Regions from separate parts of the Mus musculus genome. Here region 1 is linked to region 2. A link is a contact called in ENCODE POLR2A ChIA-PET data. All regions are on one chromosome and are shown on one strand. The core of a region is the stretch at or near the end of the contact, and the rest is flanking DNA. Distances in the headings are between cores, read along the strand shown. Region 1 holds the start of Eif5a (eukaryotic translation initiation factor 5A). Region 2 holds the start of Trp53 (transformation related protein 53).

Region 1 (6,210 bases), core at 2,735-5,234, 340 kb after region 2:
GGACAGTGGGGGGTGCGTTCTCTCACCTGGAAGCCGGTTATTTTGCCATGGCCTTGATTGCAACAGCTGCCTCCTCTGTCATGGCAGACAGCACTGTGATCTGGAAAAGCAAAATGACAGTCCAGAGATGCCTTAACTGAAAGACTTCGAATTAAGGATCAAAGCAGCATACAAAGCAAGGAGGGGGCATCGTACCAGGATCTCTTCTCCACAGTCATACTTCTGCTCAATCTCCTTGCCAAGGTCTCCTTCAGGCAGACGAAGGTCCTCTCGTACCTCCCCACTGTCCTGGAGCAGGGATAGGTACCCATCCTGGATGCCAATCAGCTGGGAGAAGTTAAAAGCAGGTACAAGTAGGTTAAGTATAAGAGAATGGACAGACCAACTACAGTGACAGCAACTTCCTTCACTCCACAGCCTTTACCAGCTCCCTCTTTCCCCACAAGGTGCAGTCAACACCGCCCCCACATACACACTCTTCTAAGCCACCAATCATCTTCATCCTAATAACATACCTGGAAGTCATTCCGTTTGATGTTGGGGACATCCATATTATGAGTTGACGGGCAGATATCTTCATATTTCTTCCCAGTAAAAATGTCAATGCCAACCAGATGGACCTGTGTACATATATCATAAAGAGAAACCCAACAAATCAATTTTTGAAGTATGAGACAAATGTCTGTGTCACTTACTGCCTGAGAGGTGAGCGTGCCATGTTATGGGTAAAGATTAAGGAATTATAAATGAACCAAGTGAGAAAGATATACTAAAGTCTTCAAGGTCTTAAAAGATCACATCTGAAGGTTAGCAAGTGAGGGAAGTCAGTCTCAGGGAACTCATTTACATCAAGTCTCAAAAACTGACTGGCAAGACCTGAGGATATCACCCAACTGCTCACAACACTTGCCCAGCAGCACAGGGCGTTGGGTCCGATGCCTAACACATAAGCCAATCATGGTGACACATGCCTGTAATCCCAGCACTAGAGAGGTAGAGGTGGAAGGAAGTTCAAGTTTGACGGTACCCTGGAGTACATGAGACCGTTTTATTTTATTGGGGAAGTATCTGGGGAAAAGTTTCTTGGACAAACGTGGACAAGTGGAATAGGCTGAGAAAATGAAGCAAAGGAATGTAAAAGATCTGAAGACGATAACCCAGGAGAAGAGCAGAGGGACTGTGCAGTCAGTATGCAAGGAAAACAGAAGAGGAGCACGCCTTATATTTAATGTCAACAAAGGATAGGAAATATAACACAAAAATTTCAACTAGTCAGAAAGTCTAAGCTAAGAGAAAGAATGCCGTCTTAAGTAAACCAAAGAACAGTGGACAGTCAGCAGAAGGTAGAGGACATTGAGATTTATCACAACCCCAAAGGGGAAGCCAGAATTTGAAGGAGCAGCAGCAGTGATTAGAGAATGCAGACTGGAGCACCCCAAGAATGCTGCCTTGGGAGGAGGGGTCCTTGACTGGAGAAATCCTGGACAAGGAGCCCAAGGTCAAGAATAAGAAACTGAATATACAAACCAAAAGAAAACTAGCACAAAGAGGGAGGAAAAAAACATAGCATGACAGGTACCCTACAGAAGAAACTGGGAACAGTTTAGTTTTAAATTGGAGCAAAAAACTGGGTGCTGAACAAAAGGAAAACAGCAAAAGGGGTCAAGACTAGAGCCAACAGTTCACTGCCCAGAGTCCTAGGGGTGTGGGAGCTGCAGGGAAGGCAAGATGTTGAGAGGTGATTCTAACCTTGGCATGGCCATGCTTGCCAGTCTTCGAAGTAGACATCTCGACGATCTTACATGGCCGGCCTTTGAGCACCACAAAACCATTCTTACGTAATGCTGAGCACTGCATTGGGAAGGTGGCTGAGGCCCCTGCATCTCCTGTCTCGAAGTCCAAATCATCTGCCATTTTAAGAGGCTTCGATTCCAACTAAAGCCAAGAAGAGAACTAGGGTCAGTAACGATGGAGGTTAAATGAGATCGCTGATCTATCCCATTCCTCCCTAAAACACTGATCCACTTCCCCTTCATTCATTACCCACCTAAATAAAGTTGCATTTCCTGCTTTGAAACTGGAGTCAAACATATTGAAGAGCTTGAGTATTGGGGGTAAAACAGCTGGGGATCCCCTGGGCCCCCACAATGACATCTAAAGTTGTGGCTAGGGAAAGGAAGCCTCCTGGGAGTTGGGATGCCAAATCCCAGAGATGAGGAAAGGGCTACTTCCCGGGAGCGAGTAGGACTCAGGTGTTACTCGCCACTGAAACCAACCACCCCCTCTTCCCCACACTCTGCCAGGACTATAATTAGGTGAGCAGCAATGAGCCAGCTGAAGGGCGGGGCTAATGGAGGGGTGGAGACGGAGGACAAGGCCCCACCCAGTTGTTACACCACCCCCCCACCCTGTCCACACACAAGCCAGTCATTGGTACAGGAAACCACAAGGCCTCTTTGGGGGATTCCCGCCTCCAACGTGCACTTGCAGATGCAGTCAAGGGAGAGAAAGTAGTTTCCTAAAGGATCCCACTGCCAAACATTTCGATCTCAGTTCCCGAAGGGAACTCAGCCTTTTGTCGATGGCCCTCCCACTTTTCCCAGGATGCACCAGTCCTGTCGGCTTTTCAGGCCCAGCCTGTACAGTCAGTAGAAAGTGAGGGGTGGTGAATGACAATAAAATGAAAGCAAAAGATTCGTAGTAGTAATAGAAATCGTACTAGGCTGGCAGAGTAAAGGACTTTAAAACACAGTAACTCCCAAACAAAACACGACAGGGAAGGCACTGGCATGGTGAAGATCGAAGATCACCGCAGGGGAACTAGAAGCTCACTACTTTCAGGCGCTGTCGGCATGGGCCGAGAAAGAGTTGGGCATCAGTCCAATCGCCCTCAGTTTCCCCACTTTTCCCGGTTTCCCCAGCAAAGCAGTACCACTTACATCTGGCTGGACGTCTCACTTCATATGAAGACTGAGGGATGAGCTCCAGAGGCCCATGAGGCTGGGGAACACTAACATATGCCTGCAACGGGCCCTGCGGGATGAGTGAGACCCAAGGGTAGGGTCTCTCCCGCACGCCAAAATCCAAGGCTCCGGAGAAACCCAAAAAAGACCAGAGCTCCTTGCGCTGAGGGTTGCCGGCTCGCGCCCACCATGTGGTCGCCCGGGGCTTCCGGTGGCCCGGGCCAGGGGGGAGGGGTCCCCGTGCAGCCATGCGGCCCCGGTCAACGTTCGGCCGCATGGCCTCGGACCCCGAGGGCAGCCTCCAATGGGGAACACTTCCGGTGCTACGGCTGCCCCTGCCCCAAAGCTGCGCCAGGCCAGGACCATGCCGCCTCCCCTCCCCCCGCCGGCCGCCAACCCCCTCCACATGCCCTCACCTAACAGCCCCCTCCCCCACCTCACGTGGCCGCGCAGCGCCGGTCCTCAACCGCACAGGAGCCTTTGCCCTGTCTGGGCCGATCTGGCCCCGGGCCCTCGCCCCGGCGTGGCCGCCTGGCGGCCTCTCCCGCGTGGCGGCCTCGCGGCTCGCCGTCCCCCGCCCTGCGTCGCTCCAACGTCACCCGGCCGGCCCCAACCGTCACCCCTCGCGCCAACCGGGCCCTGCACCCGCCTCTCCGCACCTCGCGCCGCTCCCTCACCGAACCCGTGCGGCGACAGCCGCCGCTCCCTTCTGCCCCCCTCCCCGACCCCCGCGTAGTTCCGTCTCTCGTTCGTAGCTCAAACCGAGGTTACGCGCAGGCGCGCCCTGCCCGCTCTCACCTCGCGCGAACGCACTGACTTGACCTGGTCCGCTCGCCGCGAGCCCAACTGCTGCCTCCGAACCCGCTACTGTGCTGCCGCCGCCGCCGCCGCCGCCTCTAGCGCCGCCGCCGCTGCTGCACACGGGTCTTAGTACGCAGGCGCCGACTCCCCACTGACCAACCAAGCAGCCCTATGACAGCCGCGCAAGCGTGCTAGGTAGCTCCACCACCTTCCACCCCCGCACTGCGCAAGCGCATGGACCCTCCCCGATCTCCACCCTCTCTCCCACCTACCCATCGGATGACGCACACACGTGACCCCGCCCCTTTCCAGTCCGTAGTGCTTCCAACCAGTCGGCAATGCGCAGGCGCACCGGGTTTTTTTTTTTTTTTTTTAAATCCCTTCAACCTCTTCTTCCCTCCCCTTGAGCGACAGCTCGCTCTACCGGGCAACCCTTGCGGCTGCGCAATACAGAACCCTGCACTCCACACCCTCCGAAGGAAACGCCTGGGTCTCAACGCATGCGTGTTAGGAATCCTAAACGCCCCTTCCACCTCAGACGTCGTCCCTACGCGGGGTGTTGAAAAGACCACGCCACTGTGCTGCTTGCGGCGTCAAGAACGCATGCGTCTGAGCAGGCGCCACACCTCGGCTTTAACTGGAATTGAACAACTCACAAACACGTTTCTGAGAACCTTTCTAGTTAGGTGTGTGGCTCTTCTCCGAATCGCTGTCCCAGCTCTGCACGTGCTCAAGAGACTGCTTTCCGTGGGAGACTCTGCTCTCACGCTAGTGTGGTCGGATTACAACCATCCCGGCTTCGGTACTTTACACAACTTGTGCGCTATAGTTTCAGTATCCAGAGCTATCCGATACAAGCCACCATCTTGTCTAAACCCTGGTTAGTGTTGATTCCTAAGGTTCGCATAGAAGCTTTTCCTTTCTAAATCCTAAATAAAGAGAACTACATAGCGTTTCCGATTGTTTTCCCAGGTCGGCTTGAGGTTTCTAAAAGGAAATGTCTAATGTTTCTTCCAAAATCAAACTCCCTATGAGAAGAGTGGCTCTGGACCAGGCGACACAGACTTTATTGCCAGATCGCTAGGAGGCTGAGACTTGTTATAAAGCCAGCACATAAAGTTGGTCTTGAAATTTATGATGCCTGTAATCTCTGAGTTTGAGAAACTGGAGCAGGAGAATAGAAAAAAACAAAACAGTGCAATATTAAATTACTTTGACGTTATCTAAAGATGAGCGATCAGGATTCCTACTCCTTAGATAATGCAGGCGTGGTGGAGCACTCCCTTAATCCTGTAAGAGCCAGGTGGGTTCAAGGCCAGTCTGGTCTGTACAGTGTGAATTCTTGACTCAAAAGCAAAACAAAAAAATCTGGTCTAGGAATCTAAACCTTTTTGGTGGTAGTGGTGGTTTTGTTGTTGTTTTTCAAGACAGGGTTTCTCTGTGTAGCTCTGGCTGTCCTGGAACTCACTCAGTCGACCAGACTGGCCTTAAGATCCACCTGCCTCTGCCTCTCGTGTTGGGATGTAAGGCATGCACTGCCACCTATAGTTTTGAGAAATCACTTCAAATTACTGTACTTTTAATTTCTTTACCACTAAGTAAGGATATTAAATGATATCTTAATCTCCAACTTACTGGAACGCTTGCAAGCACTTAATTGGAATTATTACGTGTTTGTGTAGCACAGTAGAACTATCCACCCTATATCTTTCAGTCACTTTTCCTGAATTTTCTGTCGTTTTCTGTGGAATGCCAGCACTGAGAAAGCTGAGATCAGCAGATCAGTAGTTCAAGGCTATGGTAGCCTACATAATCCAATCCTAGCCAGGCACAGGGCCTGCCACCCTCCCTCCCTGTAATTGCAGCACCTAAGGACCCAGAGGCAGAGGAAGGAGGATGGGAAGTTTATGGTCATTCTCTGGGTGTGGTAATACATGCCAGTAATCCTATCTCCTGGCTAAACAGGAAGATTGCCAGCCTGTGCTACATAGTAAAACCCTATTTTAAAATTCTGTCCCAGTACTGAAAAAGATATGAACTTCTGGACACATGTGACAACTGTAAAAGCCAAATGGTGCAAAGCTTGGGGCTAGGGCTATTCAGAGACAATTAGTAGAACTGTAAATGTCACAAACACGATACACAAAAAATATATTAGTGGTTGCCTAATGCAAAGGATTTAGGGAATGGACCATAAGGGAGGGGGAAAGTGGGATGAATCTTTTGGCAGATTATAAAAAAAAAATCCTAGACTTATCAGTCACACACCTCTTCAGGTACTAAAGCACAGCTTTGGCCTGTACTTGCTCGTTTATTTGATGGTACCAGGCAGTTGAATCTAGGGCCAGTGAGTGTTCAGCAAGGATCAAGCTGTGCCTACGTCCCTTACCTGTTTGTTTGTTTGTTTGTTTGTTTGTTTAGCATAATGAAAATAGATTTGGTAATG
Region 2 (5,972 bases), core at 107-2,606:
TCAGGAGGGAGGCTATCCGGAGCTAAGAGTCGCTCCTCCGACGTCTTCATTCTGTAGAGTAAGCCCCCGGAAGGCAGAGGTCGGGCAAGTCTCGCTGAGCCGGCTACCAGCTGCCGAGGCTAGAGTGCATTACCGTTCCCAGGGATGCTCAGAGACCGGAGTCCGCTTTCCTCTTCCGGAAAATGTAAGCCGAACCTAAAGCAATCACCAGGGAACGAGTGTCCAAAGCCAAGCGCCTAGGGTCGCTAGGCGCCGCCAGGGCTTCTTGCTCTCGCGGGAGTCGGGCCACCTTCCGATAGGCTCTCCGCATCCTCCTCCGATTCCGAGCGGGAAGGCGGGAAGGAACGACTTTGCCTACACCTCAAGCGCTGGAGAATTCCTAGAGGTTTCTGGGAGTTGTAGTCTGAACTCTGGGCCTTGGCGAAAACTACACGAGCGCCCCCTACCGTCCCCTGGGGGTAATTCTTAAAGCGCCTATCCTCCCTGGCCTGCAGAGGGCGCATAATTTCTACAGTTTTTGCCCCTCTTGACTATCTTGTTTTGAATCCCGTAACCTCAGGTTTCCTTTCTCCCCATCTCTCCCCCCTTCTTGTTCCTCTCTTTCCCTTTCTCCCCCGCCCTCCCTTCATTCATTCGACATTTATTATCAAGTTCTTACTGCCTAACCCAGGACTATACAAGGCATTGGGAAAAAAATAGCAATGTTTTCTAGTTCTTAATCTCCATAAAGTTTTCGTTGCTGTGCAATTAAAGGCTGTGAAAACAGTCTTTACAGAGAGTGATAAGGACTGTACAGGAAATTAAACACGGTGGTGCGATACCAAGTATCTCGGAGAACACGTTAGATTGAGATACTATGAAAAGCCTTTCTAAAGTGACATTTTAGCTAATGAGGGGAAAAAGAACTTAGGGGCCCGTGTTGGTTCATCCCTGTACTTGGAAGGCCTAAAGCAGGAAGACGGCCGCGAATTCCAGGCCAGCCTTGGCTACAAAGACTCTGTCTTAAAAATCCAAAAAGATGGCTATGACTATCTAGCTGGATAGGAAAGAGCACAGAGCTCAGAACAGTGGCGGTCCACTTACGATAAAAACTTAATTCTTTCCACTCTTTATACTTGACACAGAGGCAGGAGTCCTCCGAATCGGTTTCCACCCATTTTGCCCTCACAGCTCTATATCTTAGACGACTTTTCACAAAGCGTTCCTGCTGAGGGCAACATCTCAGGGAGAATCCTGACTCTGCAAGTCCCCGCCTCCATTTCTTGCCCTCAACCCACGGAAGGACTTGCCCTTACTTGTTATGGCGACTATCCAGCTTTGTGCCAGGAGTCTCGCGGGGGTTGCTGGGATTGGGACTTTCCCCTCCCACGTGCTCACCCTGGCTAAAGTTCTGTAGCTTCAGTTCATTGGGACCATCCTGGCTGTAGGTAGCGACTACAGTTAGGGGGCACCTAGCATTCAGGCCCTCATCCTCCTCCTTCCCAGCAGGGTGTCACGCTTCTCCGAAGACTGGGTAAGTAATTGATGAGCGTGACGAGACCTCTCGGTCACTGGCTCTCTCCGTTTGCATCCATAAAACTAGAGAAAACCGTGGGGTTTGGGGGTGGGGCAGTGGGGGGACTCAGCGCGATGGAGATGGGCGGAATGGAAGCTTGGCGGGCGGGATGAACGGGAGTGTATATGTCAGATGCTGTAGTGAGGGTAGCTGATGATGATGATGTTAGGACCGACGAGCCTCACTGTCATGCACCTGCAAAGTAGAGCATATAGGGACCACTGAGATGGCCTAAGGGGTTTTCTCTCCGCTACGCGTTGTACACACTTATCTGCCCGCTGCTAGGTGATGGAAGCTCCGGAAATAACATGCACAAAGCACCAGGATTTAAGATTTTTCGAGATTCATAGCTTAAGACTTAAGACCCCCCATAGCATCCTAATGAAACCCTGGGTTCCGTTCCTGGATGAGATCGGGGTGATCCGGGGAGCCTTAGCTGCTAAGGTCCCGCAACTTCCGGACCTTTGTCCCTGGAGTGATTTCTTTTTTTTTCCAGCCGCTTCTCGACCCTGCTAGATGAAGAAAATCCAAGAAAAGCCTGAAGCACTAGCGGTGCTAGCCAGAAGTATTTGCCCTCGGGGCCCGACTCAGCCTCTTGGTCTGAAAGGCCCGCCGGCCCTGTTATTGTTTGGCTCCTTTACGTTTCTGCCGCTTGCAGGAGCATTTCCGGTTTCTTGTTTTCGGAGCAGATCACTGCTCGCCCGGCGACGGGGGAGTAGCGAAAGGGGAGAAATGGATTCTAGGCTGGTTCTGTGGTTTGAGGAGGAAAACTGCTGTCCTCGACATCTTATTTTTCTGGATTACTTGGTTATTGCTTTTGCAAAGGAGGAGGTGTTTATTTAAAAGAGTGCGCCGATAGGTCGTTTCTTCCTGCCGGAAAAGCAAATTACCGAGTATCCGGTTTTAGGGTGAGCCATTCCCTTGCTTAACGCATTCCGCGCGTCCTGAAAGCGGAAGGGGCGGGCTTGGGCCCCGGGCGCCCGGCGGTCCTAAGTGCAGTCAGCCCGCACCATCCGGTTCTTCCCAGCGGGAGGTGGCGGGACTCTGCCTGGGCGTGGGCTATGCCTGTCCCCGCCACTTCAATTTTTAGAACAGGTCATTTCATTACAGTTTCTTATCGCGCACCAGACATCGTGCGTGCCTTTTTTTCTTTTGTAAAAATACTATTTCCACACTGCACTTGGATCGGGAAGTAAATTTTTTTGTCCATCTGAAGATTTAGTTTCGGTCTAAAGAATAAATGATAGGTAGACCGGGAGGCGGGGGGACTTTGTTTTCGTGGCTTCAGCTGTAAAGCCGTAAGGAAGACTAGATCCTCCAGTTCATTGAGAAAGTATACAAATGACTTCACTTAAACTTTGACGCGCGAAGGGAACCCTAGCTGTGAAGGTTAGACTGGACAGCCACAGCGGTCCAGGGATGCCTTCTTATGCAAATAGCCTCCCTGCTCTTGCAATCTCTTTGACTGGATTTAGTGAAGGACTCTCTTGTGAATGTTAAAAGATCCCAACCCGAAGTCAAAAGGAGGTGCCCCTAGGCCCCATCTTGTTTACAAATGTAGATATATGTAAATTGGTTTTTTTGTTTTTTTTTTTTTTACATAAAGACAACTTTGGAAGATATTTACCCTGCTCTTCCAGTTTCTCTTCTCTGAATAATTTACTGCAGAGGGGTTTGGGAATGTCTGGGATGGGTAGTATATGCACTTAAATTATGCTTAAATCATCTGTAGCTTACATATGACCCTGCACTGTAAATGTTATTCAAATAAATGTTACCGTGTTGACTGAAAAAAGGAGCCAGGCTGGACTGGGACCGGGTGCTGCAAGCCTTTAACCCCAAAGCTAGGGAGGCCGAGGCAGGTCAATATCAGAGATTCAGGCCAGCCAAAGATATGCAAGGAGACCCTATCTCAAAAAGAAAAATATGTCACGTATGTTAATATTCACACTGACACAAGATAACCTGCTGCTACAGTTGAGTAGCAGTGGGAAGCCTCGACAGTCTCGAGTTCCAGACCACAGTGTCCAGACCATACATAGAGGGAGTTCAAGGTCATCCTTCCCTGGGTAGTTGTAAGCTGACTTGAGATAAATGAGAGTGTCTTCAAAAACAGAGAAAGAGTACAAAAGTTAACATTGGCAAACCAGAGCCTACTGGCCTTTCTCCTGATGGGTAAATGAGGACGTCTCGATGGCCCGTGCCTTTAATGCTAACACTCTTGGGATGCTGAGGTAACTTGGGCTACTTAGCAAGACCTTGTCTCAGAAAGGCAAACAGCTGGAGATATGGCTTGGAGTAGATTATTTCACCTGGCAAACATGATACCCTTGGTTTAAATCCTGAGACCACAAAAAACAGGTTAAACCCAGCTTGACCAAGTGCCATTGGTCCATGGATTGCTGTATTGGAATCAAACAGAAATCTATGTCATTCACAGCAGTAACCTCCTGGGAATACTTCAAGAGACGGAGAAAGGGCGACTGACTGTGCCCTCCGTCCTTTTTCGCAATCCTTTATTCTGTTCGAATCATAATTTGTTTTCCTGAGACAGGGTTTCTCTGTGTAGTCCTGGCTGTCCTGGGACTCCCCTCTGTAGACCAGGCTGGCCTCCAACTGTCTCTGCCTCCTATGTGCTGGGATCAAAGGTGCCTGCCACCACCGCCTGGCTTCTTAGAGTTGGGACAAGCCTCGAAGTAAGTTGGATGCCTAGGATCCCAGCACTACTGTGGTTAAGACAGTAATGAATTTAAGGCCAGCCTGGGATACATAGTGAGACCCTGTCTCAAGAAAGGGGGAAATAAGTTCCAAAAGTGACATTTTCCAAGGTGCGAAAGCGATGGTTCCTTAGAGAAAGTGACGTTGGAAGGGACAGAAGTAAATTTGACTCCTTAGTTATTAATTTGGTATCGATTTGAGACCTGGATAAAAAGCTGGTAAGCTTTAGGAAGGAAGGTAACGGTGGGCACGCATCTTTACGTCTTGGTTGGTTGGTTTTTTTTTGTCTCTGGCTGATAAAAGTAAACCCACTGTCTTTGTCTTGGTGCAAGAGAGGGCTACTACTAGGCTATTTCAAAGTTTGCCAAATAAACACTTACCATGTTCTCTTGTATCCACGTTTTAGTTACATAAACAGTCTTAAACCAGATGTGGTGGCTCACACCTGCAAGCCCAATGGTCAGGAAGCTGCAACAGAAGAAGTGCCATTGTAGCCGAGCCACAGAGTGAGGCGACTGTCTCAGAGTACAAAATAAAACTAAATCAAACATAATGGTCATCTTTTATCACACTGAGTACGCGCGCGCGCGTGCGTGTGTGCGTGTGTGTGTGTGTGTGTGTGTGTGTGTGTGTGTGTGTGTGTGTGTGAGTGTGTGTCGAGCTCATGCATACTCATTAGCATGTGTGTCAGAGGTCAGCTGACAACTTAATAGAAATTAGTTTTGGGGTACTCAGTCTTGGTACCAGGTGCCTATTCTGGCCACACAGACCCACCTATTTTCTGATTTGTATAAACTATTTTGAGTTTTTCTACCAATCGTATTCCTCACCCAGTGTGTTTCTAAACGTTTTCCAAAGCCGTGTTTTATGTGTCTGTTCCCCACCAGTGTGTTGTGATTTCTTCTTGCTCCACACCCGGAATAATGCTGACAGGAGCAGTTTTTGTGCAAGGCTCCTGCTGTCCGTGTTCTAGGAACTGCACCTAGATGTGGTTTTGCTGAGTGAGATGTGTGCTTTAAGTGATACCAGACACAGCCTTCTTATTTTTTCTTAGAACCAACAATATATCGGTCCTTGGCCCCCACCCCCATGCCCCTTTTTTCCAATGCTGGGTGTTGAACCCGGAGCCTTAGACATAACACACGAACTCTGCAGCTGAGCTACCCTGCCAGCTCCGAAAGATTTGTATACTAAGTTCTATGAAACATTAAGGTCGTTTTATTCAGGGTAAGGTGTGGCTTCTGGCTTCCCTGGGTCCAGTCCTTTGATGGTGGTGGGTAGTACTGTTCGTTCCATTCCGTTTGGGGTTTTGATTGACAAGCCTTGCACCTTTCCAACTGTTCTACCTCAAGAGCCAAAGATAAAGGGTAAAAGATTCCCTTCCCTTATCCCTGTCAATAGCAGCCTGCCTAGCTTCCTCAGGATCAAATGAGATGAGCCCCTGAGAAGAGCAAGGCCCGCTGGGCCTGGAAGGCCAGCCCTGGTTGTACTCAAACCTCTCGAGTCTATTGCCTTTCCCAGCCAACATTTTCTTACACATCCAGCCTCTGTGGATACTGTGACCCTCCTGATCTGGTTCTTGTGAAAAGTTTCATATTGGCAACTGTTCTTAAGGAAACACTGAAAACCTAATTACTACTAACGACCTGGAAGATAGAGCAGGAAGACCTCCTATTGTCAGTGTGGCTATGTCTCCAAG

What was found. ChIA-PET counts read pairs that join two places held with the same protein, here RNA polymerase II (POLR2A).
Region 1: POLR2A ChIA-PET joins it to region 2 with 12 read pairs in Patski. The contact joins the promoter of Eif5a here to the promoter of Trp53 in region 2. POLR2A ChIA-PET finds 5 or more read pairs at or near these places in 3 of 5 experiments (Patski and embryonic stem cell).

The regions. Positions count from the first base shown.
Region 1 is chr11:69,917,402-69,923,611 of GRCm38, forward strand. Eif5a (eukaryotic translation initiation factor 5A) reads right to left here and starts at 3,985. Exons shown (of 6, transcript NM_181582.4): 1 at 3,762-3,985; 2 at 1,750-1,935; 3 at 516-620; 4 at 196-327; 5 at 27-100. The coding sequence starts at 1,914. The coding sequence ends at 38.
Region 2 is chr11:69,579,003-69,584,974 of GRCm38, forward strand. Trp53 (transformation related protein 53) reads left to right here and starts at 1,357. Exons shown (of 11, transcript NM_011640.3): 1 at 1,357-1,513. It overlaps Wrap53 (WD repeat containing, antisense to Trp53), which reads right to left and starts at 247. Exons shown (of 10, transcript NM_144824.3): 1 at 1-247. The coding sequence starts at 50.